2 separate regions of the Homo sapiens genome follow, and region 2 is linked to region 1. A link is an interaction called in ENCODE POLR2A ChIA-PET data of the cell type or tissue named here. Cell type or tissue: Panc1. All regions are shown on one strand. Links, peaks and the distances in the headings refer to the core of each region. The heading gives the core; the rest is flanking DNA.

Region 1 (7,186 bases), core at 2,187-7,186:
GCCAACATGGTAAAACCCTGTCTCTACTAAAAATACAAAAATTAGCCGGGTGTGGTGGCACGTGCCTCTAATTCCAGCTACTTCGGAGACTGAGGCAGGAGAATCGCTTGAACCCGGGAGGCAGAGGTTGCAGTGAGCCGAGATTGCGCCATTACACTCCAGCCTGGGCAACAGAGCGAGACTCCATCTCAATCAATCAATCAATCAATCAATCCTGTGTGACAGGACTGCAGAAAGAATGGAGAAAGATAATAAGTGCATGACAAGCCTGGTGCCTGGCCCAACACACCGTAGGTGCTCATTCCATATTGATTACTTGTGAAGGCACCCATGGGCCACTGCACTGGAAATTGTCTTTCCTGTGGTCAGGCCTAGGTCCCCAACAGACCCTCTTCCAGGACATGGCTGCTGGGGGCCCCAGGGCTGCTCCTCCCAGTGGAGAATTCCTCTTATGTTATTCACACAGAGATTTCCCCAGGAAGTCTGAGCCCCTCTTTGTGTATCTTCCCAGCTGTTATCTGGGCCTCCTGAAGGCCTGCCTGGCTTTCTGGTTTATGTTAGGGTTGTTTATATGGGGTCTTATCTCTCCCAGGAGCAGGGGCCAGCCTGGGGAGCAGCAAGATTGTGGGCTTTGAGTCAGAGCAACCTGGGTTTGAGTCCCCAGCTCCGCCACGCACTAGCTCTGGGACCCTTGGCAAGTGACACCACCTCTTGGAACCTCGGTTTCCTCCTCTGTAAAGTGGGGATGGTAGTACCTCCAGCACAGGGTGATCATGAAGATTATGTGGGAAAATATCTGCGCGGTGCCTGGCATGGGTTAAATGATGAGTTACAGACAGCTCCTTTCCCCTTTTCCAAACCAGGAGGTTCTGCAGCAGCAGGATCCTAGAGGCTCAGACCCAGGGCAAGGGAAGACCATCACAGCTCCTCAAGGCACCACCTCGGCAGTAGGCAGGGGAGGCTGCACAGCCGAGCTCCACGCTGCTGGCAGCTCCCAGGACTCCATGGCCTAGAGGAGGCTGGGGACCTCAGGAACCCTCCGCAGAATGAAGGAAGGGTGGGGAAGAAAGACACAGAGATGAGGCTGCGGCCCCTATAGGAGCTTGGGTGAGTGTGGAAGATAAGAGCACAGGCTCTGGAACAGACACGTGCGTCCTTCAGGGAGCTGTGTGACCCCCTGTGAGTGACTCAACCTCTCTGAGCCTCAGTTCCCTGTCTATGCAAATGAAGGATGATGGCATACCATATCTCCTGGGGTTGCTGCGAGGCGTTGATAATACATGGAAAGTGCTTAGCACAGTCTGGCCAAGAATTTTCTACTTATTTTTAGGTTGTATTCTCAGGACCCACTGACTTCTGGCCAAACTCTTCAATTACTCATAAAACAGTATTAAATTTTTTTTAAAAAGCTTATTTCTCCAGCACCTTCCATGAGCCCTGCAGGCAACGTGCTTAGCGCCTACCTCTCATTATCCCATTTGATCGTAGCAGTCCTCTGTGGGGTTGGCCCTGTCACCATCCCCATTTTATAAATGAGAAGTCCGGTGACCTGTTTGAGCCCATACAGCTGTTGACGGCTGGAGCCTGGAGATAGTCGTGGGCGGGGTTAGTGTCTCACCAGGTATCAGCTGGACGCAGCAAACCTCAAACAGAATCCATGGGGAGAATCTGTGAATGAGCTTGTCCAACCTGCGGCCCGTGGGCCGCATGTGACCTGGGATGGCTTTGAATGCGGCTCACCACAGATTCATAAACTTTCTTAAAACATTCTGAGATTTATGCATGCACCTTTGTTTTTTAGCTGATCGGCTATCGTTGGTGTATTTTATGTGTGACCCAAGACAATATTTCTTACATTGTGGCCCAGGGAAGTCAAAAGATGGGACGCTGCTGCCGAGTGTAAACAGAAGATCTGGAGTGGGGTGGGGACACCTGTGGACTCAAGACAGCCTGGGTGGCGAGTGGTGTGTGGGGGCTGGCACTAGAAGCCATGGGACCGCGTGTGTTTGTTCAGCCTGTCTCAGCTGAACTAATGTAAACACCCAGACTGCTTGTTGGCCCTCTGGGGGACCAAGACAAACTAGGGAACAGTGAGCCGTGCCTCCCGGTGCCTGGTAGGGAGTGGCGAGAATGAGGAGCCAGGTCTCAGGAGAGGCTGAGGAGAGTTGGACAGGGATGGAGCCTGGCTTTCCTGCCCAGTTCACAGAGGGGAGGGCACAGCTGCTGGCTTGGAGGGCTCCCAGGAAGGCCAGGAGCAGAAAGTCTGAGAAGCAGATTGGGGGCAGCAGAGGGAGTCTGGCCCTTGGTGCCGGGGGTGCCCTGGTGGACAGAGGTGGGGGCAGCATGGAGCCGGCATTTATGGAGGCCCTAGTATGTACCAGGCCATTTAGACACGAGGTCTTATCATGTCTCTAGAAAAGCCCTGCGTAGTCCACTTTATGATTATGATTATGATTATGATTATGATTATTATTATTTTGAGACGGAGTCTCGCTCTGTCTCCCAGGCTGGAAAGCAGTGATGCGATCTCGGCTCACTGCAACCTCCACTTCCCGGGTTCAAGCGATTGTCCCACCTCAGCCTCCCAAGTAGCTGGGATTATAGACGCACACCACCACGCCTGGCTACTTTTTTGTATTTTAGTGGAGACGGGGTTTCACCATGTTGCCCAAGCTGGTCTCGAACTCCTAAGCTCAGGCAATCCACCCACCTTGGCTTCCCAAAGTGCTTGGATTACGAGCTTGAGCCACCGTGCCTGGCCTCACTTTATTATTTTGACTTAGCTGATGAGAAAACGGAGCCCGGGAGATTGTACAGACCCAGCTCCACTGAAAACCCACAGAATTTGGCTTCCTGGGAGGGTGAGTTTACGGAAGCATTTTCGGATAGTATTCCTTCGCATCTGCCTCTGCTGACGTCACATTTCCCATGCTGACTTTCTTCTGACCCTCGCTCAGCGTCTCCCCCGACAGAAGTGCGGCCTCTGGGGAGCTGTAGCTCTTGCTGCAAATCCCCTCCCCCGTCCGCTTTTTGGCACACTGCCTGGGGGCCTGGCCAGGCTGAAGTGACTGTCAGGTCGGGTTAGCTCCTTGGAAGGCTGGTGTGACCAACTCAGGGGTGTCGCCTGCCTCTCACCCAGGGAGGAGGATTTTGCCACCTCTGCTTGGATAGGCTTGTGAAGTGGGCCTCAGGAAGGCTCACTGGTTCTAAATCTTCAAAAAATGGGATTTTAGAAGTTGCTAAGGCCTGAAATATCACCCCACCCATTTTACAGATAGAGAAACTGAAGCCCAGAGCGGAGAAATGTCTGCCCCAAAGACAGTGAGAGGCTGAGGCACAAGGGAGGGGAGGTCTCCAGGGAGGACACCCCTAGGCCAGGCTGACCTTTGTTAAGGGAGTGGGACAGGGTCAGGAAAGGGCAGGGATGAAGGAAATAAGTTCCCCAACTGCGTCATGACCTGAAACCCAATTTCACAGCTGCTCCCACTCTGCTGCCCTCCCCAAGCTGTGCCCTGGAAATGTCCTTGGGCCCTCAGGAACGCTGATCAGTTCCTGCACATGCGCCAGCAGGGTACTTGTTTCATTGGGTTTGGGTCTCTGCGAGTCCACACGAGGGCCTCCTGCTCCCCACTTGCCACGCCAGGTCTTGCCCACTGCTCTCCCCCACCGTTTCCCTCACTCTTGTTCATCTCCGAGTCCAACAGCTATCACTTGAGTTGTGCAGAGCTGGGAAGAATCGTTTAACCGTCACAGCAGCCAGCGAGGGGACCTCGTCCATGCCGTCTGATACCTTCAAGGTGCACCTTGGAGGGGCAGGCCCTGCTTTGCATGTGTTTTGTCCCCACTTCGAGAAAGAGATCGCGGTGGCTCTGATTTAAGTTCAAGAACATTGGGGTCACACCCCGAGCCTGGATTTGAACCAGGAGACAGACACTGGCACCCCACACCTTCGGCCACACCTGCTAAAGCCAGGGACCTACAGAAGTCACATGACCTGTCTGAGCCTGCACAGCTCTTGACTGCCCTGACCCACTCGTGCGTCTCCAGAGGATCTGTTTGGATGCAAGGTGGTTAGGACCCCACCTTGAGTTGGGGAGCAGGGGCTCAGGAGAGGCCGAAGAGAACTGGGCAGGAATGGAACCGGGCTTTCCTGCCTAGCTCACAGAGGGGAGGGTGTGGCTGCCAGCCTGGAGGGGTCCCAAGAAGGCCAGGAACACAAAGTCTGAGAAGCGGGTGGGGAGCAGTAGAGGGGCTCCAGCCAGCCTGGGCCCATGACTCCATCCCGGTCAGGGGACCAAGATTGCTCAATCCCCAGAGCTGCAGATGCGTCACCAGCTCAGCGTCGCCGCGGGCTGGACTGGCCTTGTGACAAGCAAACCCTTTTCCCCATCTGAGGCCTGCGAGCTGGCCTTCCCCTCTGTCTGTTCATTTTGGGAGACCCTCCCAACAGCAGCAGGAACAATGGCAGCCACCGGATGCCAGGCCCTTTGCAGACACGACCTTGTTTAATTCTCAGAAGAGTCCCGGGAGCTAACAGTGGGCGATAGGATTCCCACTTCACAGAGAAGACTAGGATCGCATGGCAGCAAAGCACAGGGCTGGCTCGAAGCCCAAGTCTGTCTGACCTATTCTGGTGGGTAGCAAAATATCTCAGACATATTAAAAGCATCAGGCTCAGTAAAACCAAACACTGGTATGTAAGTGTTCAGCTTAAGGAATAAAACATCCCAAATGCAGTTGAATCCCCCATACCCCCACACCCCCAGTCCGTTTCTTACCACTCTCTCTCCCAGGGGAAGAGACTGGGAGAGACTCTTCAGTGACTGTCTTGATACTGTTACTCCTGACCTCAGGTGATCCGCCCACCTCGGCCTCCCAAAGTGCTGGGATTACAGGTGTGAGCCACCAAGCGCAGCCTGATTCTGCCTCCCTAAATGATACATAGGTATGATGTTGCTCACTGTTTTTGAACTTTCAATAATTGATTGGAGGCTCCATGTTGACTTCTGCAGCTTTTCTGTCTTCCTGTTGTTTGAGTTGCAGCCACTTGGTTTTCATTACCGTGTAGTATTCCATCCCATGATGTGGCTCTCCTGTGGTTTATCCAGGCTCCTATAGATGGGCATTTAGGCTGTTTCTCATTCACAACCACAGCACATGCTGTGTGGGACTTCCATATTCATGTCTCTTGGCGACCACAGGAGAGTTTCTAAGAAGTATGTGTGTTATGTATGTTAAGAACTGGAATCAGGCCGAGGATGGTGGCTCACACCTGTAATCCCAGCACTTTAGGAGGCCGAGACGGGTGGATCACCTGAGGTCAGGAGTTCGAGATCAGCCTGGCCAACATGGTGAAACCCCATCTCTACTAAAAAAAAAATACAAAAATTAGCTCAGTGTGGTGGCGCACGCCTGTAACCCCAGCTACTCAGGAGTCTGAGGCAGGAGCATTGCTTGAACCCAGGAGGCAGAGGTTGTAGTGAGCCGAGATCGTGCCACTGCACTCCAGCCTGGGCAACAGAGCAAGACTCTTTCTCAAAAAACAAACAAACAAACAAAAAACTAGAATCAGATAAACCCACGGCATCATGGGATTCCTCACTGAGAGAACAGGCCAACAATATTGGGGTTGCTGTTCTGAGGGTGAAAAACCCCTTAAGGACAGTAATGTTCTTCTGATTTGCTGCTGTAAACAGCACCAAGAACAGTGTCTGGCGCATTGTGTGCGTGTAGTAAATCTGTTCCCTAGACAAGAGGACATGTGCCAGCTACTGTGGCAGGTACTCAACTTACACAGCCGCACTCAGTCACTGTGAGGAGGGGTTCTCCCAAATCACAGGTAAGCTGACTGTGGCACCAGAGAGGTTAAGTCCCATTCTTAAGGTCCTACAGCCGGTACCCAGGTTGACTGACTCCAGAACCAGCACTCTTTCCTGACGCTGCCTGTGTAGACAGAGGGAGTGGATTCATAGAGCCCTAGAATCCTAGAATATGGGGAAAATAGGGCCAGCTTTTTTTTTTTTTTTTTTTTTTTGAGACAGAGTCTTGCTCTGTCACCCAGGCTGGAGTGCAGTGGCACACAGCTCACTGCAACCTCTGCCTCCTGGGTTCAAGTGATTCTCACACCTCAGCCTCGCAAGTAGCTGGGATTACAGGCATGCGCTACCACACCTGTCTAATTTTTGTATTTTTAGTAGAGATGGAGTTTCACCATGTTGGCCAGGCTGGTCTCAAACTCCTGACCTCAAGTGATCTGCCTGCCTTGGCCTCCCAAAGTGCTGGGACTACAAACCTGAGCCCCCATGCCCGGCCAGGAGCAGCTTTTAATGCCTAGTTGCCTATATACAAGCCCCTAGGACTTTCCAGGTTGTCCTAGACGCCGTGAGGGTGAGGTGGCACCAGCTGGTAGATCACCTTTGGCCTGGGATACCCCAGACATTGGGGCTGAGTGACAGCTCATCTCTGAGGTTGATCCATTGGGGAACTGCAAAGGTTGGGACCCCAGTAGGCATCGGATTCAGCTGCAGTTGGATGGAGGTGGCAGCCTGAACCAACCAAAGAATTATTTGCTTGGGACATGAGCAGACCTGGGCTCAAATTACAGATCTGCCACTTATTAGCTGTGTGATTTTAGGCAAGCCTCTTAACCTTTCTGAGCCTTATCACCCCCATCTGTTAAATAGGTATTGACTCTGGCTTGCAGAGAGATAGATTTGAAATTAATGAGTGTGACAGTCTTAACACAGTGCCTGGATAGTAGTTATTAATTACAGTACAAGGGAGGGTTTTCTACTGGGGATACATACAAATCACTACAGATACATACAGATGGGGCAGCATGGGACACAGAGGAAGACTTCATAGAGGAGATGACATTTCATCTGGGTTTTGGAGGGTGAATAGGAGTTCTCCAAGCCAAGAAGCAGACCATAGGTCAAACAGTTTCTATGCGTCCTGGACTAGATTTGGTATTGAGAGGGATAAGCACAGTGTTGTTTACAAAAACAACAACAAACAAACTCAAGTTGCTTGCAGTAGATAAAGATACATGATCCCATGGAAATGGCACAGGCCAGGTACTGACTGAATAGACAAAGAATCAGTGGCGTTGGGGTCTTAGGAACACGTGAAAGCTGTGAGCCAGGACAGTCAGGAAGTTCCCTGGAGGGGAGGTTGGATTTAGATG
Region 2 (6,049 bases), core at 1-5,000, 1.6 Mb after region 1:
CATGGCTTCATTTTCCATTTTTATTTTTATTATTTATTTATTTATTTATTTTGAGATGGAGTCTCACTCTGTTGCCCAGGCTGGAGTGCAGTGGTGTGATCTTGGCTCACTGCAACCTCCGCCTCCTGAGTTCAAGCGATTCTCCTGCCTCAGCCTCTCAAGTAGCTGGGATTACAGGTGCCCACCACCATGCCCAGTTAATTTTTTTGTATTTTTAGTAGAGACGGGGTTTCACCATGTTGGCCAGGCTGGTCTTGAACTCCTGACCTCAGGTGATCCACCTGCCTTAGCATCCCTAAGTGCTACAATTATAGGCATGAGTCACTGCGCCTGGCCCATTTTCCACTTTTGAAAATGGGAAACCTGAAGCCCAGGGAGGTTAGGTGACTTCTCCAAGGGCACCCAGCCAGTAATTAGCAAGCCTGGGATTCTAATTCATGTATGTCTAAACCATTTCCTGTTAACCCTTCTTTTATGCTGCCTTTTCCGACAAGCTTGCTGCCCTCAAAGAGCCTACAACCTAGTTAAGAAAATAAGATGCCAGGCTTAAAGCAGGTGAATAACAGAACCAAATGCTGCATCTCAAGGGCCTAGACTTTAAGGGCTGCAGCAGTTCAAAGGAGGAGCCTTTCCTTCCAGAAGGCAGGGAGGGCGCCAGGGAGGAGAGGGCAGGCTTTGAAGGACAGGTAAGCCTCGAGAGGCTTCGAGGCAGGCAGAAGGCCGGAGGGCGCAGGACTGGCAATACCCAAAGTCCAGAGGCAGGAAGGTGCATGTGCTGGGAAGGGCCAGTGACTGCAGCCAAGGTTTCTGCCAGGAAGTTGTGAGAAACAAGGCTGGAGAGATGAACAGGGTCCAAAATGCAGGGCTTGGCCCGTCCAGCAGAAAGCAGAGACCTGGACTCAGGCCCTGACTTGAACCTTCAGTAGTAGCATTTTCACTTGATGTAGTTAATTGATCTATCAGCCAGCAAATGTCTCCTGTGACCTACGCCATGACATCCCAGGACCTGTGCAGGGCGCAGAGGGAACAGCAATCAGGCAGACCCCATTTCCACCAGGTGTGATCTCAGAGGGGAAGGGACCTCCTCCTGAACACCCCATCCTTCAGCCAGTCCTCCCTGCAGCTGGGGAAGCCACACACCCTCTAGTCCTGGATTCCTCTTTTTAAAAATTTAATTTCATTAATTAATTTTATTTATTTGAGATGGAGTTTCGCTCATGTTGCCCAGGCTGGAGTGCAATGGCACAATCTCGGGTCACTGCAACCTCTGCCTCCCAAGTTCAAGCCATTCTCCTGCCTCAGCTTCCCAAGTAGTTGGGATTACAGGCGCCTACTACCATCCCAGCTGATTTTTGTATTTTTAGTAGAGATGGGGTTTCACCATGTTGGCCAGGCTGGTCTCGAACTCCTGGCCTCAGGTGATCCACCCACCTCGGCCTCCAGTGTGCTGGGATTATAGGCTTGAGCCACCGCGCCCGGCCCTGGATTCCTCTTTTCTCACCCGCTCAGCTTCCTTGAGGCTGGCGGCTCCAGCATGGATGCCCAGGGACAGGGCCTCCATGGATACCTGTTGAACTGCACCAAGAGAAGGATGAAGTACCATTTTCAGGTCGGGCCCTTTGCAAGTGGTGTCTCCTCCATCTGCACGGCCAGCCTGGAGGGAGGACACCAGAACAGTCCCTGTTTTTCGAGAGAGCAGGTGCAGGGAGCCCAGGAGATTTATTCATGGTCACACAGCTTGTAAGTGATGGAGCCAAGGGAGGGCCGCTTACCTGTCTGACACCCACACCAGGGTTCTTTCTACTGACCCTTTATCTGTCCCTTTAATTAAAAAAAACAAAACAAAACAAAAAAATTGGCCAAGAGTGGTGGCTCACGCCTGTAATCCCAGCACTTTGGGAGGCCGAGGAAGGCAAATCACGAGGTCGGGAGTTCAAGGCCAGCCTGGCTGACATAGTGAAACCCCATCTCTACTAAAAATGCAAAAACAAAAAAAAAAAAAAAAGAAAGAAAAAAGAAAAAAAAAATAGCCGGGCGTAGTGGCAGGCACCTGTAATCCCTGTAATCCCAGCTACTGAGGAGGCTGAGGCAGGAGAATCGCTTGAACCCAGGAGGCAGAGGTTGCAGTGAGCAGAGATTGTGCCACTGCGCTCCAGCCTGGACAACAGTGTGAGACTCCATCTCAAAAAAATAAATAAATTAATAATAATAATAATAATAAAATAAAAATAAAATAGAGAAGAGGTCTCACTATTTTGCCCAGGCTGGTCTCAAACTCCTGGGCTCAAACAATCCTCCCGCCTCGGCCTCCCATAATGCTGTGATTCCAGGTATGATCCAGTGCACCCGGCCTGTCCCTTTAATTCTATAGTTGAGGGTTTACCCAAATGGCCTTGCCCTCCAGGCAGGGCTAAGCCCAGAGTCCCATACTCATGGCTCCATCTCAGGGACTCCAGGGAGGGGCAGGCTTTCTAGGATGTGATCAGACCCCACTCCCAGGGCGCTCCCTCCGTCTCTAATGGGAATGGCATTGTAGGAAGCTCTTGGGGTAGGGTTCTGCCAGGGAGATGCCCGGGGCTTACATGGTCACCACAGCACCACCTGGTGGCAGCTCTCTGGTGTGCACACTTTCATAGAGGAAAAGGCCACTTCACAGCCATTTCTGCAGCCATCCCTCCTCCAATCCCAGCCCAGGGGGCGTGTCCAGAGGGTGCTTGCTGGGGAGAGTTACCGACTGCCTTTCCTTGAGGGCTCGTGCAGAACTTGGCAGCTGCTCCTATATCCTGAGAAATTTTCATGTCGTCAGTTATATCCGTCTTGTTTTCATTTGACTTGATAAGCATTTATTAGGCACCAAATATACAAAGAGTGGAAGGAACTAATATTTATCAGATACTCGCTGTGACAGGTGATTCTAGACATCATCTCACAGAACCTTCCCAATGAAAACCAGTCTCTAAAAACAATTGTTTTTAATTAGCCATGACTGGTAACCTGTGCCTGTAATCCCAGCAACTTGGGAGGCTGAGGTGGAAGGATCACTTGAGCCCAGGAGTTCAAGGCTGCAGTGAGCTATGATTGTGCCACTGTACTACAGCCTGGGTTATATACAGTGAGACCCTGTCTCTAACATGAATAAATAAATAATTTGTTTTGAGACAGTCTCATTCTGTCACCCAGGATGGAGTACAGTGACACGAACACCACCCTCCGCAGCCTCGACCCCCTCCGGGCTGAAGTGATCCCACCTCAGCACCCCCAAGTAGCTGGAACTGTAGGTGTGCCTGGCTAATTTTCAAATTCTTTTTGTAGAGGTGGGGACTTCCTACATTGCCCAGGCTGGTCTCATGCTCCTGGCTCAAGTGATCCTGCCACCTCGGCCTCCAAAAGTGCTGGGGTTACATGCATGAGCCACTGCACCTGGCCATACTTTTTATTTTTTATTTATTTATTTATTTATTTTGAGATGAAGTTTCACTCTTGTCACCCAGGCTGGAGTGCAGTGGCGCGATCTGGGCTTACTGCAACCTCCACCTCCTGGGTTCAAGCGATTCTCCTCCCTCAGCTTCCTGAGTAACTGGAATTACAGGTGCCCACCACCACGCCCAGCTAATTTTTGTATTTTTAATAGAGACGGGGTTTCACCATGTTGGTCAGGCTGGTCCCGAACTCCTGGCCTCAGGTGACCCGCTCGCCTCAGCCACCCAAAGTGGTGGGATTACAGGCGTGAGCCACTGCACCCAGCCTAAATGATTTTTTAAAAGAGAAAACTGCTCTGGAGAAAATAGGTTCTCAATCTAGGCTACACAGATTCCCATGTATGAGTAGCTGTAAAGATGAGTTTTCAATCCAGTCTTATAAAACCACCATGAAGAAAGGTTGCAGAAACAACACAATCAGAATTAGACCGTTAGTGCCCAGCAGAATGGTCTGAAGAAGCCCTCCCCACCCGCTAAGTATGTTACAGTTTTTAAAGACATAAATTTAAACTTTGAAAATAAGTGGAAGGAACAAGACATTGAAAAAAAGAATACGGAGATCTGAAAATAAATCAAATGTAACTTGTAGAAATAAAAAAATAGAGTCATTACAATGAATACTGGATAAATTAAAGTGGTTTAGACAAAACTAAAGAGAAAAATAATGAACTGGCTGGGTGTGGTGGCTCACACCTGTAATCCCAGCACTTTGGGAGGCCAAGGTGGGTGGATCAGTTGAGGCCAGGAGTTTGAGACCACGCTGGCCAACATGGTGAAAACCCGTTTCTACTAAAAATATAAAAATTAGTTAGATGTGGTGGTGTATGCCTGTAATCCCAACTACTTGGGAGGCTGAGGCACAAGAGTCACTTGAACCTGGGAGGTAGAAGTTGCAGTGAGCTGAGATCACACCACTGCACTCCAGTCTGGGTGACAGAGAGAGACTCTGTCTCAAAAATAATAATAATAATAATGAACTGGAAGATTGATTTGAAGAAATTAACCACAATGCATCATGGAGAGATAAAGAGATGGAAAATAGGAATTAAATTAAAGTTTGACATTTGCTTATAGAAATCCCCAAGAAAAAGAGAATAGGGGAGAGAGATAATTTATTGGCTGAGAATTTTCCAGAATGAATCTCTGCGCTTCAAGGAGCATGTTTTTTTTGTTTTTGTTGTTGTTGTTGTTGTTGTTGATATATTTTTAGAGACAGGGTCTTACTCTGTCATCCAGGCTGGAGTGCAGTGGTACAACCATAGCTCACTACAGCCTTGAACTCCTGGGCTCAAGCCATCCTCCTGCCTCAACCTCCTGAGTAGCTGGGACCACAGGTGCACACCACCATGCCCACCTGGATCTTGCCTAAAGGATTCTACCTGGGCTCACTCCTCCAGTTCTTTATGTGGATCCTGCCTTAGCCCAGGACTCCCAAAACCACATCCCCAAAAGCCAGCCACTTGCCAACAGCCTGCCATCATTCCCAGTGTTTCCCCCACCCCTTCCCCTTCTTCCTGGGTGAGAATTTGGAGAAAGATTCATCCTGAACTAGTGTCTTAATGGATTTAACCTGTTGCCCACTACACATGAGCCATCAGTATGTTGCAGTGTTTCAGACATATTGTGTACATCTGTGGTAGACTGATGGCAAAAAACGGCCATAATTCCCACCCCTGCCTGTATCCACATACTTTACAATGTGACCTTGAAACCCCTCCCATCAAGAAGTGTAGTCTGTTTCCCCACCCCTTGAATCTGGGCTGGCCTTGTGACTTGCATTGGCCCATAGAAGGCACAGGAAATCGCATCATGCCATTTTCAAACCTAGGCCTCAGGAGGCCTTGCACGTGAATTCCACTCTCTCCTAGAACCTCACCATAAGAATGGGTCCAAGTTAGTTCCTGGGGGGATGAGAGACCCCACCGAGCAAAGCTGGCTCATCCCACCCAGCCTCAGCCTAGCTGCCAGCTGGCTGCAGACACATGAGTGCACCCAGTGGGATCAGCCATGCCTGGATGATTTTAGCAGAATTGCCCGGCCAATTTGTAGGCTCATGGGAAATAATCACTGATTATTTTAAGCCACTGAGTTCTGGGATGGTTTGTCACACGCCAATAGCTAACTGATAGAAGACATATGGCCTTCTATGTCCCTGTGTCACATTTTGATAATTCTTGCAATATTTCAAACCTTTTCACTAGTACATGTGCTCACCTTAAGCCTCTGTGACACATTTGGTAATTCTCACAATATTTCAAGCCTTTTCTTTTTTCTTTTTTTTTTTTTTTGAGACGGAGTCTCGCTCTGTTGCCCAGGCTGGAGTGCAGTGGCATGGTCTCAGCTCACTGCAACCTCTGCATCTCAGGTTCAAGCGATTCTCCTGCCTCAGCCTCCCGAGTAGCTGGGATTACAGGCACCTGCCACCACGCCTGGCTAATTTTTTGTATTTTTAGTAGAGACAGGGTTTCACCATGTTGGCCAGGCTGGTCTCGAACTCCTGACCTCATGATCCACCTGCCTCAGCCTCCCAAAGTGCTGGGATTACAGGTGAGAGCCACTGCACCCAGCCA

What was found. Peaks named below come from ENCODE experiments on the same cell type or tissue, not always from the same donor. Only the 100,000 strongest peaks of a DNase experiment are listed, where the experiment ranks them.
Region 2: POLR2A ChIA-PET joins it to region 1 with 8 read pairs; 1 of 35 experiments calls an interaction of 5 or more read pairs at or near these places.

The regions. Positions count from the first base shown.
Region 1 is chr1:21,314,638-21,321,823 of GRCh38, reverse strand. It overlaps a transcript of ECE1 not described here. Among named protein-coding and RNA genes, the nearest start is that of ECE1-AS1, 25 kb to the right of the region's middle. RefSeq lists a silencer at 1,519-1,758 and enhancers at 1,511-2,328, 3,147-3,964, 3,965-4,782, 5,876-6,665. In Panc1, for the core only: no CTCF peak of the experiment used is centred there; no DNase peak of the experiment used is centred there; H3K27ac peaks cover 2,624 bases.
Region 2 is chr1:19,712,338-19,718,386 of GRCh38, reverse strand. The region is part of intron 13 of TMCO4 (transmembrane and coiled-coil domains 4); the gene reads left to right. Among named protein-coding and RNA genes, the nearest start is that of HTR6, 50 kb to the right of the region's middle. In Panc1, for the core only: a CTCF peak has its summit at 2,616 (motif pointing left); a DNase peak (open chromatin) is centred at 2,596.